2 separate regions of the Homo sapiens genome follow, and region 2 is linked to region 1. Evidence: chromatin loops called from intact Hi-C (ENCODE). Cell type or tissue: OCI-LY7. All regions are shown on one strand. Links, peaks and the distances in the headings refer to the core of each region. The heading gives the core; the rest is flanking DNA. Region 1 overlaps CLIP2 (CAP-Gly domain containing linker protein 2). Region 2 overlaps LOC107986742 (a long non-coding RNA gene).

Region 1 (2,500 bases), core at 1-2,500:
ACTTTATCACCAAGGCTGGAGTGCAGTGGCGCAATCCTAGCTCACTGCAGCCTCAAACTCCTGGGCTTGAGTGATCCTCTTGCCTTAGCCTCCTGAGTAGCTGAGGCTACAGGCATGCGCCACCACACCTAGCTAATTTTTAAAATTTTTATTACTATTTTTTGAGACAGTTTTGTGCTTGTTGCCCAGGCTGGAGTGCAATGGTGCGATCTCGGCTCACTGCAACCTCCACCTGCCAGGTTCAAGCGATTCTCCTGCCTCAGCTTCCCGTGTAGCTGGGATTACAGGTGTGCGCCACCCTACCCAGCTAATTTTGTATTTTTTTTTTTTTTTGGTTTTTTTTTTTTTTGAGATGGAGTCTCGCTCTGTCGCCCAGGCTGGAGTCCAGTGGCGCGATCTCGGCTCATTGCAAGCTCCGCCTTCCGGGTTCATGCCATTATCCTGCCTCAGCCTCCAGAGTAGCTGGAACTACAGGTGCCCGCCACCACGCCCAGCTAATTTTTTTTTGTATTTTTAGTAGAGATGGGGTTTCACCGTGGTAGCCAGGATGGTCTTGATCTCCTGACCTTGTGATCCGCCCGCCAGATGGAGTTTCACCATATTGGCCAGGCTGGTCTCAAATTCCTGACCTCAAGTGACCCACCGGCCTCGGCCTCCCAAAGTGTTGGGATTACAGACATGAGCCACTGTGCCCAGCCTTTTTAAAATTTTTTTTTTTTAATAGAGAGAGGGTCTCGCTATATTGTCCACCCTACCCGGCTAATTTTGTATTTTCAGTAGAGACGGAGTTTTACCATATTGGCCAGGCTGGTCTCAAACTCCTGGGCTCAAATGATCCTCCTGCCTTGGCCTCCCAAAGTGCTGGGGTTACAGGCGTGGGCCACTGCGCCCAACCTATAACTTTTTTAAGAAGGGAAGAAAACACAAATCAAAAAGAGCAGGGTGAATCTGGAATCAAGTTTGCCTGCAACAGCACCCTCCCTGAGGGACCCTACTGTAAAGCTTCTTGCAGAATGCATCTTTGTGTGTATTCTTAGTGACGTTTCAAGGATTTTCTCCAGAGAGGTCTGCCTGCACGGGAGGGACCTGGGAGGCCCGAGGCGCCCCTCACCTCTTGTTTCTGAGCTTTGTCCTGCTGGTGGATGCCGTTTGCAGAACCGGAATTGCCGATGGTCTGGAAGAGTTAGGGGAGACACTGAGCCAGGTGCACCAGGCAGCAGTTCCCGATTTTCCCACTAGATGGCGAGGTCTTCCCATGGGACCGTCTCAGGCTCCAAATTCCAACCCCTTCAGCCTGGGGCTCCCAGCACCCCCAAAGACCAAGCCTCTAGGGGTAAGGCTGCATCTTCCTTCTTAGTCTAAGCTCCTCAGGGCAAAGCCATGTGCCCCTTGAACTGGGGGTTCCAGAGGGCAGGGCTCCCTCCCCTTTCAGCTGGGTTCCCAGGACAGAGCTGCCTCCCGCTTTAGATCAGGGTTCCTGGGCCAGGGCTGCCTCCCATTTCTGATGGAGGTTCCTGGGACAGCGCCACCTCCCCCTTCAGACCAGGGTTCCCGGGACAGAGCTGCCTCCCCCTTCAGACCAGGGTTCCGGGACAGAGCTGCCTCCCTCTTCAGATCAAGGTTCCCGGGACAGAGATGCCTTCCCTTTCAGACTAGGGTTCCCAGGACAGAGCTGCCTCTCCCTTCAGATCAAGGTTCCTAGGACAGAAATGCCTCCCCCTTCAGACTAGGGTTCCCGGGACAGAGCTACCTCCCCCTTCAGACCGGGGGCTTCTGGGACAGAGCTGCCTCCCCCTTCACATCAGGGTTCCTGGGACAGAGCTGCCTCCCCCTTCAGACCAGGGGTTCCCGGGACAGAGCTACCTCCCCATTCAGACCCGGGTTCCTGAGACAGGGCTGCCTCCCCCTTCAGACTGGGGTTCCCAGGACAGAGCTGCCTCCTTCTTCAAACCAGGGTTTCTGGGACAGGGCTACCTCCCCCTTCAGACCAGGTTCCTGGGACGAGCTCCCTACCTCCTCAGACTGGGGTTTTAAAGACAAGGCTGCCTCCCGCATCAGACGGGGGCTCCGAGGACACTGCCCCGTGGCTTGCCTCCTGGTGGGCCCTGTCAGCCGCGGCTCACCTGGGCCTTGTCAGGGCAGCTCCTCATGGCCTCCATCAGCTTCTCCACCTGCTGAGCCTGGTCCAGCGCATCCCGCAGGGCGTCCTCCGTGCTCATCAGCTGGTGCTGCAGCCGCAGAAGCTCGGGCGCCGAGGACCGGTCGATGAGGGAGTAGCGCCTCTGATCCGACAGGGATTTCTCTTTGTCCTGGAAGTGGCAGGAGAGTGGAAGAGTACATGAGTGTGCGTGTGTGTGTTGGTGGGCGTCTCAACTCTAGGCAGGAAAGTCTTCCAGCCTCACTTTGTCTCTGGGTTCCAAGCCTGGGCATCACCCAGAGGTCCCTCAGGCCTCTGTGAGGTGCTCCATGGTCTCCAAGTGGGGAACCCAGGACCCCATCC
Region 2 (11,649 bases), core at 6,104-8,603, 130 kb after region 1:
TGCTGCCTGCACTTGAGGTGCAAGGCGGACCTCAGCTGTCTGCCTCCGAAAGCTCCCAGTGTCCTGGCAGGGGGTAATTAGCCAAGCTTCACAGGGCCAGGGACAAGGGCATGCTTGTTTGTCCAAGCCTGCTGTCCCACTGTGAAAATCGACATTCTTTTGTGTCCCTAAAGGAATGTTAAGCCGGGTGAGTGGCTCCCACCTATAATCCCAGCACTTTGGGAGGCCGAGGTGGGCAGATCACCTGAGGTCAGGAGTTTGAGACCAGCCTGGCCAACATGGCAAAACCCCATCTTTACTAAAAATGCAAAAATTACCCAGGTGTGGTGGCGGGCACCTGTAGTCCCAGCTGCTAGGGAGGCTAAGGCAGGAGAATGGCATGAACCCGGGAGGCAGAGCTTGCAGTGAGCCGAGATCGTGCCACTGCACTTCAGCCTGGGAGACAGAGCGAGACTCCGCCTCAAAAAATAAAAATAAAAAATAAAATTAAAAAGTACCTGGGTGTGGTGGTGGGTGCCTGTAATCCCAGCTACTCAGGAGGCTGAGGCAAGAGAATTGCTTGAACCCGGGCGGCGGAGGCTGCAGTGAACCAAGATTACACCATTGCACTCCAGCCTGGGCAATAAGAGCAAAACTCCAGCTCAAAAAAAAAAAAAAAAAAAAGAAGGGGGACACCTGTCAGGTAGTGCAGGGCAGAGGGACTGTTTCTGTACAAAGCATTTCACACTTGCCTTTTCATGTTGATTGGGCAAGAAGAAGAAGACGCCACAATCTTAGTCCAGAGCGATCAGCTCTGATAAAAGATTTAGCAAGGGCCAGGCGCAATGGTGCACACCTGTAATCCCAGCACTTTGGGAGGCTGAGGCAGGAGGACCGCTTGAGCCCGGGAGTTCAAGATCAGCCTGGGCGACATAGCAAGACCCCATGTCTACCAAAAAATAAGAAAATTAGGCCGGGCGCGGTGGCTCACGCCTGTAATCCCAGCACTTTGGGAGGCCGAGGCGGGCGGATCACGAGGTCAGGAGATCGAGACCATCCCGGCTAAAACGGTGAAACCCCGTCTCTACTAAAAATACAAAAAAATTAGCCGGGCGTAGTGGCGGGCGCCTGTGGTCCCAGCTACTTGGGAGGCTGAGGCAGGAGAATGGCATGAACCCGGGAGGCGGAGCTTGCAGTGAGCCGAGATCCCACCACTGCACTCCAGCCTGGGCGACAGAGCGAGACTCCGTCTCAAAAAAAAAAAAAAAAAAAAAAAATAAGAAAATTAGCCGGGTGTGATGGTGTCCACCTGCAGTCCCAGCTACTCAGGAGACTGAGACAGGAGGATTGCTTGAGCCAGGAGGTTGAGGCTGCAGTAAGCCATGATTGTGCCATTGTACTTCAGCCTGGGTGACAGAGCAAGACCTCATCTCAAAAATAATAATAATAATAATAAGATTTAGCAAGGAAGAGAGGAGGAAATGGCCAAAATGAAGTTTTTGTGTCTTTGGCAGGAGGATGTCCGTGAATGTCATCAGTGAGCCGGCGCCTGTCCCCCTCTACCCTGGAGCTGAAGGCAGCTTCTACACAAACCCTCCTGGGGCCTGCTCCGTGACTCAGTTTCCCTGTCATGTGCTGCTGCTGCTTTTTTTTCTCTTTCATTAGGGCTTCCCCTCCACCCTCCCTGCAGGGTCACTGGGCTGGTGCCCTGGGCAGGGAGGAACACCAGCATGTGGCCTCAGACCTCAGAGTCCTTTCTGCTCGCTCATTGACCTGTTTGCAACTCTGGACTCACAGCCGACGTTGCAAACTGAGGTTCCTGGAGTAATTCTAACCCTTTGGGAATCGCCCCACCCCCAGACTGTGAGCACACCAAGGGCATGATCCATCTGTCCAGGCCACCCTTGTGTGCCACTGGATGCATGAAGGAATGTTGACATCAGCCTAAGGTCCTGCGTCAGCTCCCAGTAGCCTGATGTCAGGACCTCAAATGCAGGCTGAGAAGAGAACATAGGAGATGGGCCTTTTATAAGGCCAACCAGAAGGTCAGAAGACTTGGGCTCCAGCCGGATGCGGCGACTCACACCTGTAATCCCAGTACTTTGGGAGGTCGAGGTGAGAGGATCACTCGAGGCCTGGAGTTTGAGACCAGCCTAGGCAACACAGTGAGACCCCATCTCTAAAAAAATTAAAAAATTAGCTGAGTGTGATGGTGCATGCCTGCAGTACCCGCTATTCAGGAGGGTGAGGTGGGAGGATTGCTTGAGCCCAGGAGGTCAAGGCTGCAATGAGCTATGATCACACTCCAGACTGGGCAACAGAGAGAGACCTTGTCTCAGAAAAAAAAAAAAAAAAGAGAGAGAGAGAGGAGGAGGAGGCTGGGTGCAGTGGCTCACACCTGTAATCTAAACACTTTGTTTGTTTGTTTGTTTGAGAGGGAGTCTCACTCTGTCGCCCAGGCTGGAGTTCAGTGGCGCGATCTCAGCTCACTGCAACCTCTGCCTCCCAGGTCAAGCGATTCTCCTGCCTCAGCCTCCCGAGTAGCTGGGATTATGGGCACATGCCACCACGCCCAGCTAATTTTTGTATTTGCAGTAGAGACAGGGTTTCACCATGTTGGCCAGCATGGTCTTAAACTGCTGACCTCAGGTGATCTGCCCACCTTGGCCTCCCAAAGTGCTGAGATTACAGGCGTGAGCTACTGCACCTGGCTTTGTAATCCCAACACTTTGAGAGGCCAAGGTGGGAGCACTGCTTGAGGCCAGGAGCTTGAAACCAGCCTGGGCAACATAATGAGACCCCGTTTCTACAAAAATAAACAAATTAGCCGGGCATGGTAGTGCATGCTTGTAGTCCCAGCCACTCAGCAGGCTGAGGCTGGAGGATTGGTTGAGCCCAGGAGTTCAAGGCTGCAGTGAACCATGATTGGGTCACTGCAACAGAGGGAGACCCAGAAAGAAAGAAAGAAAGAGAGAAAGAGAGAAAGGGGGGGGGAGGGGGAGGGGAGAGGAGGGGAGGGGAGGAAACACCAGGAATTTGCATGCACAGAGGAAGGCAATATGAGGACAGAGCAAGAAGGCAGCTGCCTGCAAGCCAAGGAGAGAGGCCTCAGGAGCAACCAACCTCACCAACACCTTGACCTTAGACTTCCAGCCTCCAGAACTGTGAGAAAATAACTTTGTGTTGTTTGAGCCACTCAGCCTGTGGTATTTTACTATGGCAGCTCAAGCTGACTCATGCACCAGGAATTTCCACGGGACTGTGTCACACTTGCAAACGTCATCTGTGACTATCCGGGTGGGAGGACAGCAGATCTGGGGACTGGGCTCTGCAGCCTTCCCAAATGCAGCTTCCTGTGATTCCATTCTTCCACTTTGGCAGTCGAATGAGTCAGTGGAAGATTTGCAAACACGGAGCTAAAGGAAGATCTGGAAAGGAGGAGATGCACCGGGGAGTGTGAAGGGCATTTGGAGCCCAAGCCCGTCCTTTCCCAGGCCCCTGGAGCCCACCCAGCTAACCACAAGCACCACTGAAATCCACCAGAGCAATAGGAAAATTAGCTGGGTGCAGTGGCTCATGCTGTAAAACCCAGCTACCTGGGACGCTGAGGCACGAGAATCACTTGAACCCAGAAGGTGGAGGTTGCAGTGAGTGGAGATCACACCACTGCACTCCAGCCTAGGCAACAGAGTAAGACCCTGTCTAAAAAAAAAAAAAAAAAAAAATGGGCGCGGTGGCTCAAGCCTGTAATCCCAGCACTTTGGGAGGCCAAGGGGGGTGGATCACCTGAGGTCAGGAGTTCAAGACCAGCCTGGCCAACACGGTGAAACCCCGTCTCTACTAAAAATACAAAAATTAGCTGGGCGTGGTGGCAGGCACCTGTAATCCCAGCTACTCCCGGAGGCTGAGGCAGGAGACTTGCTTGAACATGGGAGGTGGAGGTTGCAGTAAGCCGAGATTGCACCATTGCACTCCAGCCTGGGGTATAAGAGTGACACTTCGTCTCAAAAAAAAAGAAAGAAAGAAAAGAAATCAACCAGGGTCCCAGGGTGAAAATGAATTCAGCCAAACAAAATTCTTTTATTTCTTTTTTTTGTTAGAGATGAGGGTCTTGCTTTGTTGCCCAGGCTGGAGTGCAGTGGTACGATCATAGCTCACTGCAGCCTGGAACTTCTGGGCTCAAGTGATCCTCCCACCTCAGCCTCCCAGATAAGCGGGAGGGACTACAGGCAAGGACCACCATGCCTGGCTAATTTTTTAAATTTTTCTGTAGAGACGAAGTCTTGCTATGTTGCCCAGGCTGATCTTGAACTCCTGAGCTCAAATGATGCTCCCACGTCAGTCTCCCAAAGCGTTGAAATTACAGGCATGAGCCACTGCACCCCGCCAGATGTTTTGTTGTTGTTGTTGTTTTGTTTTGTTTTGTTTGAGATGGAGTTTTGCTCTTGTCGCCCAGGCTGGAGTGCAATGGTGCAATCTCAGCTCACGGCAATCTCTGCCTCCCGGGGATTCTCCTGCCTCAGCCTTCTGAGTAGTTGGAATTACAGGTATGTGCCACCAGGCTCGGCTAATTTTCTGTATTTTTAGTAGAGACGGGGTTTCACCATGCTGGTCAGGCTGGTCTCGATCACCTCAGGTGATCCACCCACCTTGGCCTCCCAAAGTGCTGGGATTACAGGCATGAGCCACCGTGCCTGGCCTCGCCAGATGTTTACTTCTTTTCAGTGGCTTGGTTTGGGCTACAGTTTTTTGTTTTTTTTTTTTAAGATAGAGTCTCACTCTGTTGCCCAAGCTGGAGTGCAGAGACATGATCTTGGCTCATTGCAACCTCTGCCTCCTGGGTTCAAGCGACTCTCTTGCCTCAGCCTCCCGAGTAGCTGGGATTGCAGGTGCTCACCACCACGCCTGGCTATTTTTTTTTTTTTTTGTATTTGTAGTAGAGACAGGGTTTCACTATGTTGGCCAGGCTGATCTCGAACTCCTGACCTCAGGTGATCTGCCCGCCTCAGCTACAGTCTTAAGCGAGGAGCTGGGTCATTCTGCTATGGGGCAAAGTGGGGTGCAATATCTTCCTTTGTGACTCAGTTTCCGATATGTTAAGTCTATACACCCGTACATTTATTGAATGTAGATTCTCATTTGAATTCCTCTGGGGACAGTCCTTGAGTGAAAACACAAACCCATTCACTCTGGGAATTCCTGCTCCCTGAGCACAGGTGCAGGCTGCAAAGACACAGTCACCTGTGAAACATGCGGATGCCCCCAGGCCTGGGGTCAGAGGCCCTGGAGGAAGTCAGGGGGGCTGCCACAAATCAAGCAGTTTTTCCTTGCCAAAGGACCCCCAACAGCCCAGCCTGGCCAACATGGCATAGCCCCATCTCTACCAAAAATACAAAAATTAGCCAGGCATGTTGGCGCACATCTGTAATCCCACCTACTTGGGAGGGTGAGGCAGGAGAATGGCTTTGAGGTTTGGAGGTGGAGGCTGCAGCAAGCCAAGATCGTGCCACTGCACTCCAGCCTTGGTGACAGGGGGTCTGTCTTAAAAAAAGAAAAAAGGCTGGGCGCGGTGGCTCACGCCTGTAATCCCAGCACTTTGGGAGGCCGACGTGGGCGGATCATGAGGTCAAGAGATGGAGACCATCCTGGCTAACACGGTGACACCCTGTCTCTCCTAAAAATACAAAAAAAATTAGCCGGGTGTGGTGGTGGGCACCTGTAGTCCCAGCTACTCAGGAGGCTGAGGCAGGAGAATCGCTTGAACCCAGGAGGCGGAGGTTGCAGTGAGCCGAGATCGCGCCACTGCACTCCAGCCTAGGCGACAGAGCAAGACTGTCTCACAAAAAAAAAAAAAAAAGAAAAAAAAGGATGCCCAACAGTATCTAGCACAGCAACTCCTCTACTGCATCAAGGGTGCCCGCTTGCCCACACTCAGCTGCAAGCTGCTGTCTCTCCAAGTTTCTTGTCGGCCTGAGGCCTAGAGAAGAAAGCCGGTGTGTCATGAGTCCCCTCTCACCACTGACATTCCTGACAACTCCCCATCAGGAAGGAAGCACTGGGGCTGGAGACCGATGGTCCCTCTGGTCCCTTTGCCCTGGGTTTGGGATTCGCACCCAGGAGACCCATGGAATCACTGAGACCCCAGTCACAGCAGGGGCTCCAGGTGGGTGAAGGGGGCGGTGGGGTCTCTAAACCAGGGTACGGATGGGTTGAGGGGTTTCTTGTTCAGGGTGAGGGCAGGGTGGAGGTCTCTAAGTCAGGGTGGGGTGGGGTGGGGTGTAGTCCTGGTCTCTGTCCCCCACTCCTTTGGGTGACTTTTATACAGGTTTCTTCCCCCAGCGTGCTGGTCCTAGGTTTGGAAGATGAGGTGGGGGAGGTGCACGTGTATGGTAAATTGCTTTTGGTTTTGATTACAAAATAACGTACATATGAAGTGGCTCTCCAATGTATAGGCATGACTTCAGGATAAGAAAATAAACACCTATGTGAAGGACGCCTGGCTCAAGAAATAGAACTTTCCAGGTATCTTGGAATCCCCTAGTTTCCCCTCTCCATTCCCTCCCCTCCCTAAACATACCTGCTTAGCTGAATTTTGGTTTTCTTCCCTTTTCTTTTCTTTCTTTTTTATTTTATTTTTATTTATTTATTTATTTTGAGTCAGAGTCTTGCTCTGTCGCCCAGGCTGGAATACAGTGGCACGATCTCGGCTCACTGCAATCTCCGTCTCCCGGGTTCAAGCAATTCTCCTGCCCCAGCCTCCCGAGTAGCTGGGACTACAGGCATGTGCCACCACGCCCAGCTAATTTTTGTATTTTTAGTAGAGATGGGGTTTCACCATGTTGGCCAGGCTGGTCTCGAACTCCTGGCCTCAAGCAGCTCTCCTGCGTCAGCCTCACAAATAGCTGGGACTAGAGGCATGAGCTACCACACCCAGCTGCTGCTTTTTTTTTTTCCTGATAAAATTAAGTTTGTTCACTTTACAAAGTGAGCTTCACTTTGCAAAGTGATCCTTCACTTTGCAAAGTAATTTCAGAAGAGTGGTAAATAAGCTGTAGTTATGAATTTAAAATACAGATTTATTTTTAATCCAAGTTTTCAGGGAAAGTAACTTAGAGTGAGACATGCTTGCTTTAAATAACAAATCTATAAATGACACAAATCAGTATGTTAGGATGCTAGAGGACCCTGGAACATTTCAATTCAATTTCTTCATTTTAGGAAATAGGGAACTGAAGGTTATCTCTGGCAATCTGGAGAGGCCAGGAACCCACCGCAGGCCCCCTGGAGATGGAGAGGGAAACAGGCGGGTAAAGAAAGCCCCTCTACTTAGATGGGCTTCTTGGACCTGAACAGCTGCATGTCTGGATGTGGTGGGCTGTGAAATGATCCCTGCCTTGCTGGGTGGTGGGGGTGGAGGTGGCAGCCAGCTCAGCTTGGGACTTGTCTCCAAGGACCAGCTGTGCCCCTGGGTCCTGGCCTCCTGCACCTTTGGGTCCCACCAGTGAGCCTGGCTCTGCAGGTCACCTGCGCTCGGCGTGCCCTTGGCCCTGGTCTCCCACCCTGCATGTGCCCTGCTGGCAGCCACCCACAGTGTCCCCTGCAGGCAGGTGCGTGTCCCTGCAAGCACAACCCAAGCTTTTCTTCCAAAGTCATATTCCAGCCTTCTTAAAATGTGGGTTAGGGCCAGGCACCGTGGCTCACGCCTGTAATCCCAGCACTTTGGGAGGCCAAGGCGGGTGGACCACAAGGTCAGGAAATCGAGACCATCCTGGCCAACATGGTGAAACCCCGTCTCTACTAAAACACACACACAAAAAATTAGCTGGGCATGGTGGTGTGTGCCTGTAGTCCCAGCTACTAGGGAGGCTGAGGCAGGGGAATCGCTTGACCCTGGGAGGCTGAGGTTGCAGTGAGCCGAGATCGCGTCACTGCACTCCAGCCTCGGCGACAGAGCAAGACTGCGTCTCAAAAAAAAAAAAAAAAAAGTGGAATTGGGGTCGGGCGCCGTGGCTCATGCCTGTAATCCCAGCACTTTGGGAGGCCAAGGGGGCAGATCACTTGAGGTCAGGAGTTTGAGACCACCCTGGGCAACATGGTGAAACCCTGTCTACTAAAAATACAAAAATAAGCCGGGCATGGTGGCACACACTGTAGTCCCAGCTACTCAGGAGGCTGAGGCAGAAGAATCGCTTGGACCTGGGAGGCAGAGGTTGCAGTGAGCCGAGATGGTGCCACTGCACTTACTCTGGGCAACAGAGCGAGATTCTGTCTAAAAAAAAAAAAAAAATCCTGTTTCCCCAGGAAACCCCTCTTCCATGGCTGCAACTGGTTCTCCGGAATACTCCTTCCTTCTCCTACCCACAGTCCAACCAGGCTGAGGCCACAGATACTTGGAACTCCTCATCCCTGTCCTTACTTTTTTTGCCTCAAGTAAGAAATCAGATGACACATCAGACCCAGGTCCCGGGGAACTCCCTGGGAAATCAGACACTGGCAGCCCAAGGGTGTTTTTTTTTGTTTTGTTTTGTTTTGAGACGGAGTCTCGCTCTGTCGCCCAGGCTGGAGTGCAGTGGTGCCATCTCAGCTCACTGCAACCTCTGCCTTCTGGGTTCAAGCGATTCTCCTGCCTCAGCCTCCTGATGCACGCCACCATGCCTGGCTAATTTTTTGTATTTTTAATAGAGACGGGTTTCACCGTGTTAGCCAGGATGGTCTCCATCTCCTGACCTTGTGATCCGCCCACCTCGGCCTCTCAAAGTGCTGGGATTACAGGTGTGAGCCACTGTGCCCAGCCCCAAGGGTGTTTTTTTAAAGACAGAGGATATGGGATGGGGTGGTGCAGCTTTGCTCAGAATCCTCATCCTCAAGGTCAAAAAAATAAGAAAAAAAATTGAGTTAAGTCCAGGCGTGGTGGCTCATGCCTATAATCCCAACACTTTGGGAGGCCGAGGCGGGTGGATCACTTGAGGTCAGCAGTTCGAGACCAGCCTGGCCATCATGGTGAAACCTCGTCTCTACTAAAAATATAAAAATTAGCCAGGTGTGGTGGCGTGTGCCTGTAGTCCCAGCTACTCGAGAGACTGAGGCAGGAGAATTGCATGAACCCAGGAGGCAGAAGTTGCAGTGAGCCGAGATCATGCCACTGCACTCCAGTCTGAGTGACAGAGTGAGACTCCATCTTAAAAAAAAAAAAAAAAAAAAATTTTGAGCAAAATCCAACCCCACTGGAAATCAGAAAAAGGAAGAAAAAAAAAAGATTATGGGAAAAAAATATAGAATCTTGGTCCTATGTCCAGGCATGGTGGCTCCTGCCTATCCCAGTGCTTTGGGAGGCCAAGGCTGGAGCATCGCTTGAAGCCAGGATTTTGAGACCAGCCTGGGCAACCTAGCAAGACCCCCATCTCTACAGAAAAACCTTTTTTTTTTTTAGATGAAATTTTGCTCTTGTTGCCCAGGCTGGAGTGCAATAGCACGATCTCGGCTCACTGCAACCTCTGCCTCCCGGATTCAAGCGATTCTCCTGCCTCAGCCTCCCGAGTACCTGGGATTACAGGCACCCACCACCACGTCCAACTAATTTTGTATTTTTGGTAGAGGTGAAGTTTCACCATGTTGGCCAGGCTGGTCTCAAATTCCCGACCTCAGGTGATCCACCTGCCTCGGCCTCCCAAAATGGTGGGATTACAGGTGTGACCACCTCGCCTGACCGAGGTCTCTCTCTCTTTTTTTTTTTTTTTTTTTTGAGACGGAGTCTCGCTCTATTGCCCAGGCTGGGCTGGAGTGCAGTGGCACTGTCTCACCTCTCTGAAAACTCCGCCTCCCGGGTTCACGCCATTCTCCTGCCTCAGCCTCCCGAGTAGCTGGGACTACAGTCGCCCGCCATGATGCCCGGCTAATTTTTTGTATTTTTAGTAGAGATGGGGTTTCACCGTGTTAGCCAGGATGGTCTCAATCTCCTGACTTCATGATCTGCCTGCCTCGGCCTCCCAAAGTGCTGGGATTACAGGCGTGAGCCACCACCCCCAGCCAGTCTCCTTTTTTTATAGGGCTCCTCTCACAGTGCCTGGCTCACTGGAAGTTTACAGTAGAGTACAGGGATTGTCACTCACACAGAGCGAGGATTGCCAGGGATTTGTTTGTACCAGAGGCTGGAGTAGAGTTTAGGAAACCACAGGGCATTCCTAGTGTCTAACCAGCCAGGGCCAGGCAGGCTTTCCATCCTTCCTTTGGTGCAAACGCCCTCGCAGTTGACTCATTCCCCAACCCTGAGGTCTGCGGCCCCCATCCCCCAGCCACACCACTTCCCCATTAGCATGGTGGCCCCTCTGGTCTCTGCCGTTCTAGCTTCCTGTCCATGCCTCCTGGTTCAGCCCAGATGTGGCCGTGGCCCATCCTCCACTCCCCTGGGAGGACAGATCTGGCTCAGGGCTGTCTGCAGTCTTGAATCCCTCTCCTCTCTCCTCTGAAGCCAGGGTAAAGCACACACCACACAGCCTGGCCCACAGCAGGACTGATTCTAGTACATTCCCAGATGGTCTATGTCAGCTGGGAATGCTTGACTTCCTGTTTTGTTTTCCGTCAGCAATCCTAAACCAGAACTTTCTTTCCCATAAGAATGATTTCTTCAGGTTGCTGACACGGTGACACCACTTTGAAAAGGAGGGAAGTTTGGAGCACTTTTTGTTTAGATCAGAATTTAAAATGATGCCAGGCAGGGTGGCTCACGCCTGTAATCCCAGGATTTAGGGAGGCCAAGACGGGTGGATCATTTGAGGTCAGGAGTTCGAGACGAGCCTGGCCAACATAGTGAAACCCCATCTCTACCGAAAATACAAAAATCAGCCGGATTTCGTGGTGGGCACCTGTAGTCCCAGCTACTCGGGAGGCTGAGGCAGGAGGATTACTTGAACCCGGGAGGCAGAGGTTGCAGTGAGCCGAGATCACACCACTGCACTCCAGCCTGGGTGACACAGTAAGACTCCCTCCCAATTTAGAAAAATAATTAAAATGAAAGCCTGTCCAGGAAGCAGTGGAGGTTAGAAGTCCTGGTCTGGCGGTTCAGATCCCTCCTGAGGCACTTCCTGGTTTGAGGCAAATCTCTTCCGGCTTCACTCCACTTTTCTCATCTATAAAAATAGGACTAAGTCAGGTGCAGCGGTGCGAGCCTCTAGTCCCAGCTACTGAGGAGGCTGAGGTGAGAGGATGGCTTGAGTCCAGGAGTTCAAGGCTGCAGTGAGCTGTGATCGTGCTACTGCAGTCCAGCCAGGGCAACAGAATGAGACTCTGTCTCTAAAATAAATAAATAGGCTGAGTGCAGTGGCTCATGCCTATAATCCCAGCACTTTGGGAGGCCAAGGCAGGAGGATCACGTAAGCCCAGAAGTTCGGGACCAGCCTGTGCAACATAGTGGCATTACAGGCATAAGCCACCATGCCCAGCCAATTTTTTAAAATATAGAAATTCACACCCACAGGCCAGGCGGCTCATGCCTGTCATCCCAGTACTTAGGGGGGCCAAGGCGGATGGATCTCTTGAGGTCAGGAGTTCGAGACCAGTCTGGCCAACATGGTGAAACCCCGTCTCTACTAAAAATACAAAAATTAGCCGTGTGGTGTTGCCCACCTGTAATCTCAGCTACTCAGGAGGCTGAGGCAGGAGAATTGCTTGAAT

The links. Hi-C counts contacts between places; a loop is a spot of excess contacts. Peaks named below come from ENCODE experiments on the same cell type or tissue, not always from the same donor. Only the 100,000 strongest peaks of a DNase experiment are listed, where the experiment ranks them.
Region 2: a loop joins it to region 1, with 6 times the contacts of the local background. A loop is called at or near these places in 15 of 110 quality-filtered maps.

What each region holds. Positions count from the first base shown.
Region 1 is chr7:74,400,179-74,402,678 of GRCh38, reverse strand. CLIP2 (CAP-Gly domain containing linker protein 2) reads right to left here. Exons shown (of 17, transcript NM_003388.5): 15 at 2,124-2,309; 16 at 1,112-1,174. Among named protein-coding and RNA genes, the nearest start is that of GTF2IRD1, 52 kb to the left of the region's middle. In OCI-LY7, for the core only: CTCF peaks have their summits at 1,042 and 1,244 (motif pointing right); a DNase peak (open chromatin) is centred at 1,228.
Region 2 is chr7:74,271,395-74,283,043 of GRCh38, reverse strand. It overlaps LOC107986742 (a long non-coding RNA gene), which reads left to right. Exons shown (of 2, transcript XR_001745024.2): 2 at 1,494-2,189. Among named protein-coding and RNA genes, the nearest start is that of CLIP2, 12 kb to the left of the region's middle. RefSeq lists a silencer at 1-225 and enhancers at 1-376, 3,528-4,158, 8,362-8,431, 8,722-8,771, 10,130-10,219 and 2 more. In OCI-LY7, for the core only: CTCF peaks have their summits at 7,392 and 7,592 (motif pointing left); a DNase peak (open chromatin) is centred at 7,553; H3K27ac peaks cover 466 bases.